Linked DNA regions of Mus musculus: region 2 is linked to region 1. Evidence: chromatin contacts called from ENCODE Hi-C or POLR2A ChIA-PET data. All regions are on one chromosome and are shown on one strand. Each heading gives the region's core, a stretch centred on a gene start or an enhancer-like site at or near the end of the contact. The rest is flanking DNA. Distances are from core to core; before and after follow the strand shown.

Evidence for each region. Hi-C counts contacts between places; a loop is a spot of excess contacts on that map. ChIA-PET counts read pairs that join two places held with the same protein, here RNA polymerase II (POLR2A).
Region 2: POLR2A ChIA-PET joins it to region 1 with 19 read pairs in Patski. The contact joins the enhancer-like site here to the promoter of Fkbpl in region 1. A Hi-C loop is called at or near these places in 4 of 37 maps with a recorded cell type or tissue (adrenal gland and heart). POLR2A ChIA-PET finds 5 or more read pairs at or near these places in 2 of 5 experiments (Patski and embryonic stem cell).

What each region holds. Positions count from the first base shown.
Region 1 is chr17:34,642,924-34,647,852 of GRCm38, reverse strand. It overlaps Fkbpl (FK506 binding protein-like), which reads right to left and starts at 3,039. Exons shown (of 2, transcript NM_019873.3): 1 at 2,900-3,039; 2 at 1,036-2,608. The coding sequence starts at 2,593. The coding sequence ends at 1,550. It overlaps Atf6b (activating transcription factor 6 beta), which reads right to left and starts at 707. Exons shown (of 18, transcript NM_017406.4): 1 at 537-707; 2 at 114-193. The coding sequence starts at 639.
Region 2 is chr17:34,679,191-34,684,119 of GRCm38, reverse strand. It overlaps Tnxb (tenascin XB), which reads right to left. Exons shown (of 33, transcript NM_031176.2): 6 at 543-836. Among named protein-coding and RNA genes, the nearest start is that of Gm24389, 6.1 kb to the left of the region's middle. Within about 2 kb of position 2,764, at least 1 of the 3 ENCODE cell types and tissues checked has a DNase peak (open chromatin) inside an H3K27ac peak, as active enhancers do; it is heart, where a contact is called at or near this core.

The DNA.
Region 1 (4,929 bases), core at 1,790-4,289:
TAACATGAGCAGGGGTGACACCCTGATGAGCTCTGTGGCTTGGCAATGACTCCAAGTTTGGGGTCGCCCTCCCACCACCAAGGGTCATAAGAGAAACTCTGAGGTAGCAATACCGGGACATCCTGCTCCACGCAACGGAACAACTGTGCCTGCTCCTCGGCCACTTCATCCAGGCCACTGTACAAGGTGCTGTCTGCATGGAGGCCCGCGTGTCAGGAGGGTGGCACGCCAGCCCCGGCTCCATCCCTCATTGGCTCGGCCGGGCCAGACCCACCGCCCGCCCACTCGCTCAGCCTTACACCCTAAGGCGTCCAGCCCCTCTCCCCTGACCCCGGGCAGCCCCGTGCTCCCACGGGAGACCAAGGTCTTCCCTCCTCCCGCATCCCGGGGAAGCGCGAGTCCCGCTGCGCTCTCCCTCGGAGGATGGGCTCGGCGTCCGCCCAGCCTTCCTCGTTCACCCTCTGCTGCCTTCCCGCGTGCCTCGGGCCCATGGCGAGCCTCAGCCCGCTCCTCCCCCGGGGCCCCACTCCGCGCACCCCAGTCCTCCGGACTCAGCAGGTTGTCGGTGAAGAAGCGCGTCGGGTCGGCGATCTCACTGAGGAGCATCAGCTCCGCCATCTTCCCCCCACCCCCCACCATGAGCCGGCTCCCCGGCCCGCCTCCTCCCGGCCGCGGCAAATCCATGAGCTCGCTGAGGAAAACCGGCGTCCCGGAAGTCCTGATGACCAGTCAGAGGCTTAGTTGGTGAACACGTGACACGAAGGAGCAATGACTGTGCATGCCGGGCCAATGGCACGGGTCAGCCGCTTTACCGATCCAGGCGAGACTGTGCGTGCGCCGTACAGGCCCCAGAAACTAGCATTGTGGGAAATGTAGTTCCTAGCACTTAGGGTTCCGGCATCTGGGCTAGAGTGTTCATGCTTGAGCAGTTGTCCGCAAACATCTGCACCCATGTGGTGCCCATAAACTCATGAAGGCACACGCATAATGAATGAATTATTAATGAATAAACGAATGAGCAAAGTTCCAGCATTTAGGATAAGAGATGGCTCAGCAGTTTAATATTGCTTATTGCGACTAGGCGGTAGTGGTGCACGCCTTTAATCCCAGCACTCAGGAGGCAGAGGCAGGCGGATCTCAGCCTGGTCTACAAAGTGTGCTCCAGGACGGCCAGGGTTGTTACACAGAGAAGCCCTGTCTCAAACCCTCCCACCCAAAAGGAAAGTGCTTGTTGCTCTTATAAGGGTCTGGATTACATTCTCAGCACCCACACCTGGCGACACGCAACCACTTGTAACTCCACCTCCCTGGGATGCAACTCCCTGACATCCGGAAGTTCTGGCGTTTGCCACAGCCAGTCCCAAATAGACAACCTCTCCTATCCTCGGAGGTGGATACGCTTCCCGGGACTCCCTCCACCAAGTGGCTCACTGACACCGTCGCTAACTCCCTGTAGGTCAGAACGAGATACGAGTTCAAACAACTTCCTTCGGGGCCCTTGAAAATTCCACAACACAGACCACAGTTCGCGGGTTCCTGTCTCCTTTAATCAGCTAAACATCTTGCGCAGTCCCCGAGCCAGCCCTGCATCCTGTTTCCTTCCCTGAATGACCACCTTCCCCAGCTCCTCTTTCGCTGCACGGTTTTTGGGATCTACTGCTAGCACTTTCTTGAAATCAGCAGTGGCTTTTTCCAAGTCCCCGAGGGCAGCCCGAGCAACCCCCCTTCGGTATAAGGCCTTTAAATGGCCCGGCTCCCGCTCCAGCACTCGGTCACAGCTCTGGGCTGCCAACTGGGGGTGTCCTAGCAGCAACTGGCAGGCAGCCAGATTGGCATAAAGGGTAGTTCGTTCGGGAGGGCCGGGTGGGGGCAACGTCAGCAGCAGTCGGAGAGCCCGTCCATAGCATCGGGCAGCCCCTTGAGGGTTCCCAGCTCGAAACAGTTCTGTACCCCTTCTGTGTTCTTCTTTGGCCAGAGCCTCCTTCTCCATAGCCTCCATCTCCCAGGAGTCCCGGCCATTGGTGAAGGAATCCAGTCTGAGTTTAGCAAGAGGTGCAGAGGATCCAGGAAGGTGAATCTTTGCCTCCTCACCTTGACGCATAGACTCCAGGCATTTTTCCATGAGTTCCCCCCACATTTTTTCCCTCCATTGTCCTATGCCTATGGTTAGTTCTGTCCAGCCCTCTGGCATCCCAGATCCAAAAGGAAATCCCAAAGCCAACACTTGGCATTTGGAGCCTAGCTTGGGTTTGTCTAAGCCATGGCCAGGGACTATGATCTTCTTTACAAAACTCCCATCAGGACAGTACCAAAGATCAGAAGCTTGGAGGTGCTCTGCCATCTCATTGGTTGAGACTTGAAATTGATCAGAGTCACCTTCAAATCCAGCCACGGGATGTTCAATCTCTTGAGTCTCTACAATTTGATTGGCTGGATCCGGTCTCACTCCCACCTTCAGGGCTTCAGGGAGAAGACCTGGGGACCGCTGCCTAAACGGAATGGCTGTATTTAAGATTTGCTGGGCGTTCTCTTCCCGCTGCTGCGGCTGAGCGGTGTTCTTCTCGTTCATTGGGCTGATAGGTGAGGTCTCCATTGGATCTCCTGATCCCTTCCACAACAGATAAAGGAAAGAACAGTTTAGTCTGGAAAGTGATGGGTCAAGTGTAGTTCAGACCTGAGCAGGTGAAAAAAACAAACAAACAAACAAACAAAAAACCGAAACCATGTAAATTCCAGAATTCCTAGTTAAGACTCCTCGTAGTGCTAAAAGTTTCTCCTTTTTTTCCCCCCTTCCCAAGCTAGAATCCACCCAGGTCTAGTTTAGAACTATAAATTCTGTAATTCCCCATGGTTCGGGTAGTCGCCCCAACTATGGGCACTTGACCGGGTCAAAAAGTACCTGAGAGACCAAGGAGCATAGCAGGACGGCCTAAGTCACAGTTGTTGCATTGTGTATGATGTTGAGGCCTGGAAGGGCAGCCTGGGAGCAGCTGAGAGTCTCTATCAGCTCTCGAGCCCTCAGAGACGGAGAAGCTAGTCCCTAACACGACGGCCAATCAGGAGCACGAAGAGGTTCCTTGTCCCGCCTCTATGGTGACGCCATTTCCCTAGCAACCGTGAAGCGCCATACCTTAGCAACCGGACTAGACCTAAGCAATAGAATTAGCCAAATCGAACCGAGGTTGACAAAGATCTGGCTGACTGGTTTAGTCAAAATGTAAAAAGGCCAGAAATGGGAAACTTGGGCTGAGGAAGAGAGAGCAGTGGTAGAGAGCTTTACCAAGCATGCGTAAAGACCCTAAGTTCGAGCTTCAGTTCAAATGTAAAGGCTGAGATTTTAGCTGCTTTCAGACCCTCCCCTGTTATTATACCCAAATTCAGAGATCTTAGCTGAAATCAACCCCTGTCCATTTTGGCTCATCCTTGATTGACTTTTGCCACATATCCATCATTGCCCTTCAACTGAGCCCCCTGATCCAGAATCGTAGTGTTTTTCAAACTCGAATGAGCATGTCCATCATGAGAAAATATATTAAATTGCAGACCTGGATTTCGAAACTCTCAGATGGAGCCTGCGATTCTTGGATAGTGCTCCAGCCCGCTAGCAGTGTGATCCCTCAGTGACCTCATTCCGCACCAGCTTAGTTTGTCCTATATATTTCGTGTGTAACTGGTATCCCATGCTCCAGTGAGAGGAGCGGCAGAGAACAGCTCTCCTCCTCCCTACAGAAGGTGTAGATAGATCCCGTTTGTGACTCAGCCTTGCTGGGCAAACTGCCTGCACCGGCTGGACCAGCACAGTTCTTCCGGGAACGAGAACCCCTTATTATCTAAGCACCTTACTTTGGCATATGTTGTTCTTGGTGTTATTGACAGGGTCATGTGTATCCCTTGCTGGCCTGGAACTCTATGTAGAAGAGGATGCTGGGACCACGGGCATGCCCCACTGTGCCTGATTTATGTGGTACTGTGGATCACACCCAGAGCTTCATTGATGATACAGGGTAAAAGAAATACTGACAAGCTTTACACTGATTAGAATATAAAAAGAATACGTGTACTAACAAACGTCCTCGGAGATATTAAATAAATAATTAAACCAAGAGGCTCTGACCCAACTCTTACTTAAACATACATAGCCTACAAACGAGCTTTGCGTAGCAGTTTAGGAAGACAAGTAAATAGTTACACACCTGAATTCATTGAAATCTAAGTGTCTTTTGCCCTTTGGAGCCACTTGTTTGTCGGAAACTCTCCTCTTACCAGGCTTTGCTAACCTGCCTTGGAAAAGTGACCTTGGGCTTCAACTTGCTCAGAAAGTGAAGTTGGTTTAAGGATAATAGAAACTGCTGGGCTTCCTAATGACACAGAAAAGTGTAGCCAGGAGATCAGGAAGGCTGCCATCTGCCTTTGTAAATCTGCTTGACTGCCCAGAGAATGTAATTCAGGGGTAACCAAACCCCCAGTTTCTGCTTTTGTAACACTTGCTGTATACCCCCCCCCAAGAAAAACAAACAAACAAACCCAAAAACGTAATTTGGGATAGCAATTTAAAAGACACCTGTAAGCCAGGCGTGATAGCACATGGTTTTAATCCCAGAAATCAGGAGGCAGAGGCAGATAGATCTCTGTGAGTTTGAAGCCAGCCTGGTCTACAAATCAACTCCCAGGATAGCCAGGACTGTTACACAGAGAAATCCTGTTTCGGAAAAACAAACAACAAAAAAGGTAAAACAAAACCCAGTTTTCTCTGTTTCTGTTGCACTCCAGGTCACAGGTCACTGACCTTCTTTTTTTTTTTTTCTCTCTCTCTTCTCCCTCTCAAAAATTTTATTTTTGGTTTTGAGTCAGCATTATCTTAGTCCACTTCCCCATCCCCAACACCATGCTGTGGCTCTGGGAATCCATGGAATCTTATGGAGAATTAAT
Region 2 (4,929 bases), core at 1,515-4,014, 37 kb before region 1:
TCCGGAAATACACAGAACATACTTCCCCGAGTGTCTCAGCCTCCATTGTTCCCCACCTGCTGCTGCTTAGGGGACAGAAGTGGCTGGCCTGGGGACGTTGGGCTACCCTGGACTTCGAGGCTCTCCTCCCACTGCCATACTCCAGGCCAGCATCAGCCACCAGTCTCACCAGCTGTTGGCTCTCTTCCCTAGCATGCCCCTGCAGCAGACAGTGTGCTATTTTAGAGGTCATAATTTCACAATTGCACTTAAAGGCTCTCAGAGGTTCCTTGGGATTCCCAAATCAGGTCGAGGCCAGCTCACACAGAACCCCGAGACTGGGCCTTTCAGTGCTCCACACGTCGTTCTGCTCTCTAGCCAAAAGAGAGCTGTGCATTCTCTGGGGACCACTGCTCTGCCTCACCTACACCCTCGCCTCTGAGCCGCCCACTGCTTTCCCTTCGGGATTTAACACAGCTGCCACGGGCCACAGACAATCTCCCTGGGGCACCCTGCTTCAGCACTGTACAGAGTGTGGGGCAGGGGTGCCTGCTGTCACTCACAGATCTTGGCTTCAGCCATAAGTGGGCCATGCCTCTTCTTGCCGATGAGTCCATACAGGATAAATTTGTACTTGCGTCCTGGTTCCAAGCCTGAGATGGGTGTAGAACGCTGGGGTCCCTCCACGGATATCGCCTGGGGCCCGTCTTTGTCCTTGTACTGGATCAGGAAGGAGTCAAACTCCCCCTCTGGGACAGTCCAGTGCAGGAGCAGGGAATCAGAGGTCAGGCCTGTCACTGTCAGTTCACCCAGGCGTGGCTGGACTGATGGCTTCCCAGGCTGTTCCTGAGCCCTGTCTGAGGTTTGGGGACGAAAGCAAAGCATGCTGGGTCAACCACTCCCCTTCACCCTGTCTCTACCCTCTGCTCTGCCTCATTCATCCTATCTGTGCCCCTCCTGGGAATGAGACATTTCTCTAAGTCTCCGTCCTCTCTTCGTGTCCCTACCCTCTCCCCCCACCCCGTACCCTTAGACTTTAAGGAGAGTCTTGAGTCCCCTGTGGTACTGCTTGAGAGTTCCCAGCCTCCCCACTGCTGCTACAGAGTGGTCTTCAGGTTCCCTAGCCTCCTGAGTTGCTCTCTCCCTTGCTACCCTCTCCCAGTGGTCAACTTGTTCTAGAATTGGGCCAAGAGTCAATGATCCTAGTCCCAGAGAGAGAAAGAGAGAGAGCCAAGGCGGATGTGATGGCTAGATATCCCAAGCCTTGTCCTTTCCTACCCTTTTCTAAAGTCTTGATGGCAGTGGGTACCCTCGTCACACACCACACACACACACACACACACACACACACACACACACACACACACACTAAGACTTTATCCCCAGGTGACAAAAAAACAAAAAACAACAACAACAACAACAACAACAACAAAACTGACTAATGCAACCACAGGTATGGTCCCTAGGAGAAAATATATCTGAGGGTCCCATGCTGGGAACAGAGCTTTATCTACCTAGGACTCTACAGCCCAGGGCAGAGTAGAGGGACAACCAGGAAGTGAGGCACACATAGACTCTCCTGGATGGGTCACTATGCCACCTCAGACTCCTCTCCGTGGCACTGTCTTCTCCAATGCCTCCTCTGTCTGCCTTCCCTCTGAACTCTCACTTTTTTCTTTTTCCTTTGCTTTCTCTTATCTTTCAGTCAGGCCTGCCCTTCGAGGCCCCTTAAGTCCTAGCCTACCTCTAGAGTCCTGAGATGGCCCCAGCTCCTCCCCCAGTCTCAGGGCACAGCTCCAAGCACAGTCCAGAATGTACCCATAATGCCTTGGTAGGTGATAGGAACAGAGATCTTGCCCCCAGGGGTGATCCCATGGAGGAATAGCTTGTAGGGGGCTCCGGGAGGGGGTGGGGGCACCAGAGCCTGCTGGACGTCTCCTGGTAGCAGTTCTTCGTGAGCCCAGGGCCCCTCGGCCACCTGCATACGCAGCTGGAAGTGGGCAAAGCTGTCAGGCTGGGCAGTCCAGGCCACACTGAGGCGCCCTGCCTTGTCTCTGCCCAGCACCTTCAACTCTCCCAGCGGGTGGTGCTCCAGGATCAGGATAGGGGCCTGGGCCCCTTGGGTTGTAGAGGGGCCCGAGGGAGGAGGCTCATCAGTAGCCTCCAAGAGGCCAGAGGGTAAGGACCCTGGGAAGGAGCAGAGCGGGTAAGGAAAAAAACAAAACAAAACAAAACAAAAAACAGGAGAGTGGAGCATGAGATTAGGAAGGGCACCCGGAGTCCCCAAGTGTGCCCCCCAGCCTCTGAGAGCTAGAAGGCTTCCCTCCCCTCTCCCAAGCTGCTCCTCAGCCTTCTTCTCCCATATTTGGCCGAGTCCTCCAAATGGAGTCCTCCCCGTGGAGCTCATTCCGGAGCAGCCAGGCAGTGACAGATAAAACCTGCTATTCCCTCCCTACTAGAGGCTTCCCCGACCTCAAGCTCCAAATGTCCGTGCCGCCACCCCCACCCCCACCCCCACTGGTGTCTCTCCACCTTCCATTAGTGTTGTAGTGAGAGCCTGCAAGAAAGGAGGGGTTGTGTTGTTAGGAAGGAAAGGGTGGAGCGCAAACAGGGTGCGAGGGTGGACGGAGGTCCAATTCCTGTGGCATCTGGGCCCTAAGGAGGAAGAACAGGTCCACCCCGACCCTGCAGCCACAAAGCACCCTGTCCCTGGGCCAGGCATCAGTCCTGTGGGAGAAACCAGCTGGAGGGGGAGCCAAGTCTGGGAAAGCGGTTCAGGAAACCCCGTGGTTTCACCTCCCACCATTCACACGCGGCCCCGATGGCTTTCAAGGCCACCCCTCAAGCCGTTCTGCTGCATCCCGTCAAGGTCAAAGCCAACTTGTGAGAAATAACCACAGACCACAGGCATCAGGCACCCTCGCCGCAGTGAGTCAGAGTGGGAATCTCTGGTTTCAACCCCATCCACTGAAACGGCACACGCCACCGCGAGGCCTTCTGTTGTGTGCACGGGAAGCTTCCTAACTGCGGGTCAGCTCTGAGTGCAGCCTTACACAAAACTCTAACTTGCTCTAAACATTGTGAGATGGTGCTTTTTGTGGTTTTAGGTTGTTTTGTTTTTCTTTCCCCTTTCCCAATTAGGGAAAAAAAAAAAAAAACAAACTCAAGTGCAAGGTACTTGAGTATGAATTTTGCAGACAATATTGTGTCGCTATGTCAAGATGTTGAACTTGCCTGGCAATAGCAGGCGCTGCCAAAGAGCTTGGGAACCCACGTGTGAGCCAGGGAACTCCACAAACTGGGTCTATTTGGCTTTGATTATCCTCAGGAGGATGCCAGGACCCTGGGATGGGGTAGGTTTTTGTGACAGTGGAGAGCAGCTGTCTGTGGAAGTATCCTGCAGCCTGGGCCAGGTAGACTGGGGGGTGGGGGAGGGGGGGCATGGTGAGGGGCGGAGGCCTAAGCAGTGAGGTAGCAGGAATAAGCAAGTACAATCCTGAAGGCAGGTGACACTAGACAGGGGGTGGGCAGTCCAGGGCCCCAGCCCACACTACCTGTGGTGGTGGTGGTGGTGGTGGTGATGAAGGCGTAGGACTTGGAAGTCTGTCCTGCCCGTACCCCATGGACCTCCACGTGGTAAGTAGTCCCGGGCCTGAGGTTCGGCAAGCGGACAGTGCGTTCAGAACCATCCACAGTCAGCTCCCCGCTGGGGCCCTTGGCTGGTAGCAGTGGCCGCCAGCGCAACACCACGCGCTCGAACTGACCACGGAGCCCGTCCAGGGACACAATCAGTGAGCCGTCGGCTGCACTGCCCAGCACCTCCGGTTTCGGGTGGCGCGCTGTAGTCACCGGGTGTGCACCATCGGATGCTGGGCCCACAGCACCCTGCTCCGAGTCCCGCTTCCTGGTGTTCTGGGTGGGACTAGTGGTGGGGTGAGGGTGACGTGGCTGGGATGCTGGGGCACCCGCTGTTTGATGACGCTTCAAGAACTCATGGATGTAGCGCGCCACCGATGCGTAAGTCTGGTTGGCGCGCAGTGGATAGCCGTGGGTTCGCAAGTGATGCTCCAGGTCCTGTACTGTGCCGCGGAAGCGGCTCAGTTCAGTCGTCAGGTTACCCCACGGCCGTCGAGGGGGCTGGGGCAGTCTCGGCCGGAGATGCCACTCCTTCTCGTCCGTCTCTGGGGACGGCAAGGGCCGGGAGGGCCATCGAGGCCGGGGACGGGGGTTGGGGGGCGGGGCTGGGGGGCGCACCTCCGGGTAACTGTAGTGGCCTGGTGCTGCCAAGCGAGAAAGGGGGAGGGGACAGTGGGTCAGTGTCAGGTTCCCCCACCGCACCGCTCTGCTCCCCCAACTGGGGATGAGGCTTCTTCTCTGAGCCCCAGTCCCACCTAAAAAGAGAAATTAGCGTCCCCAAGCCCCACCCACTCCTTTGCCTTCCAAGCCTGCCACTGTTGGTACCCTAGAAAGAAAAAAAAAAAGCCAGCAGGTGGGGCGTGTATCTGATGGAGAGAACAGAAAAGGGGGATGAAAACGTGAGCTACGCCGAGGGTGTCGCCATGTCCCAGGAAAAGCAAAGAAAGATCCATCTGAGTGTCTGTTAAGAAACCTTGAGTGTTGGTAGGAAATGATCGCTCTGAGACCCAACCCCAGACAACCCCAGTCCAAAAATCAGCAGGACCATGACCTATGACTTACTCTAGTACCCACATCAAGCTGTCCACTTAGTAACTAAATTAGGATAAGACCTGCCGTCCCCTGGGTGGATCACAGCATCTTCTGTCTACTGCTTCCTTCCCAGGAGGCGGTCCTTCCCACAGTCTAACCTTCAAGCTTCCTATAGGACTCTGAGAACCTAAAGGCTGTTTCCCTGTTGACTTTAGAAGAGAGCAAGGCTGTAGCAGGTGTTCTGGGATCGCCACAGATATCTCTGACCCTCCAGCCTGGGTG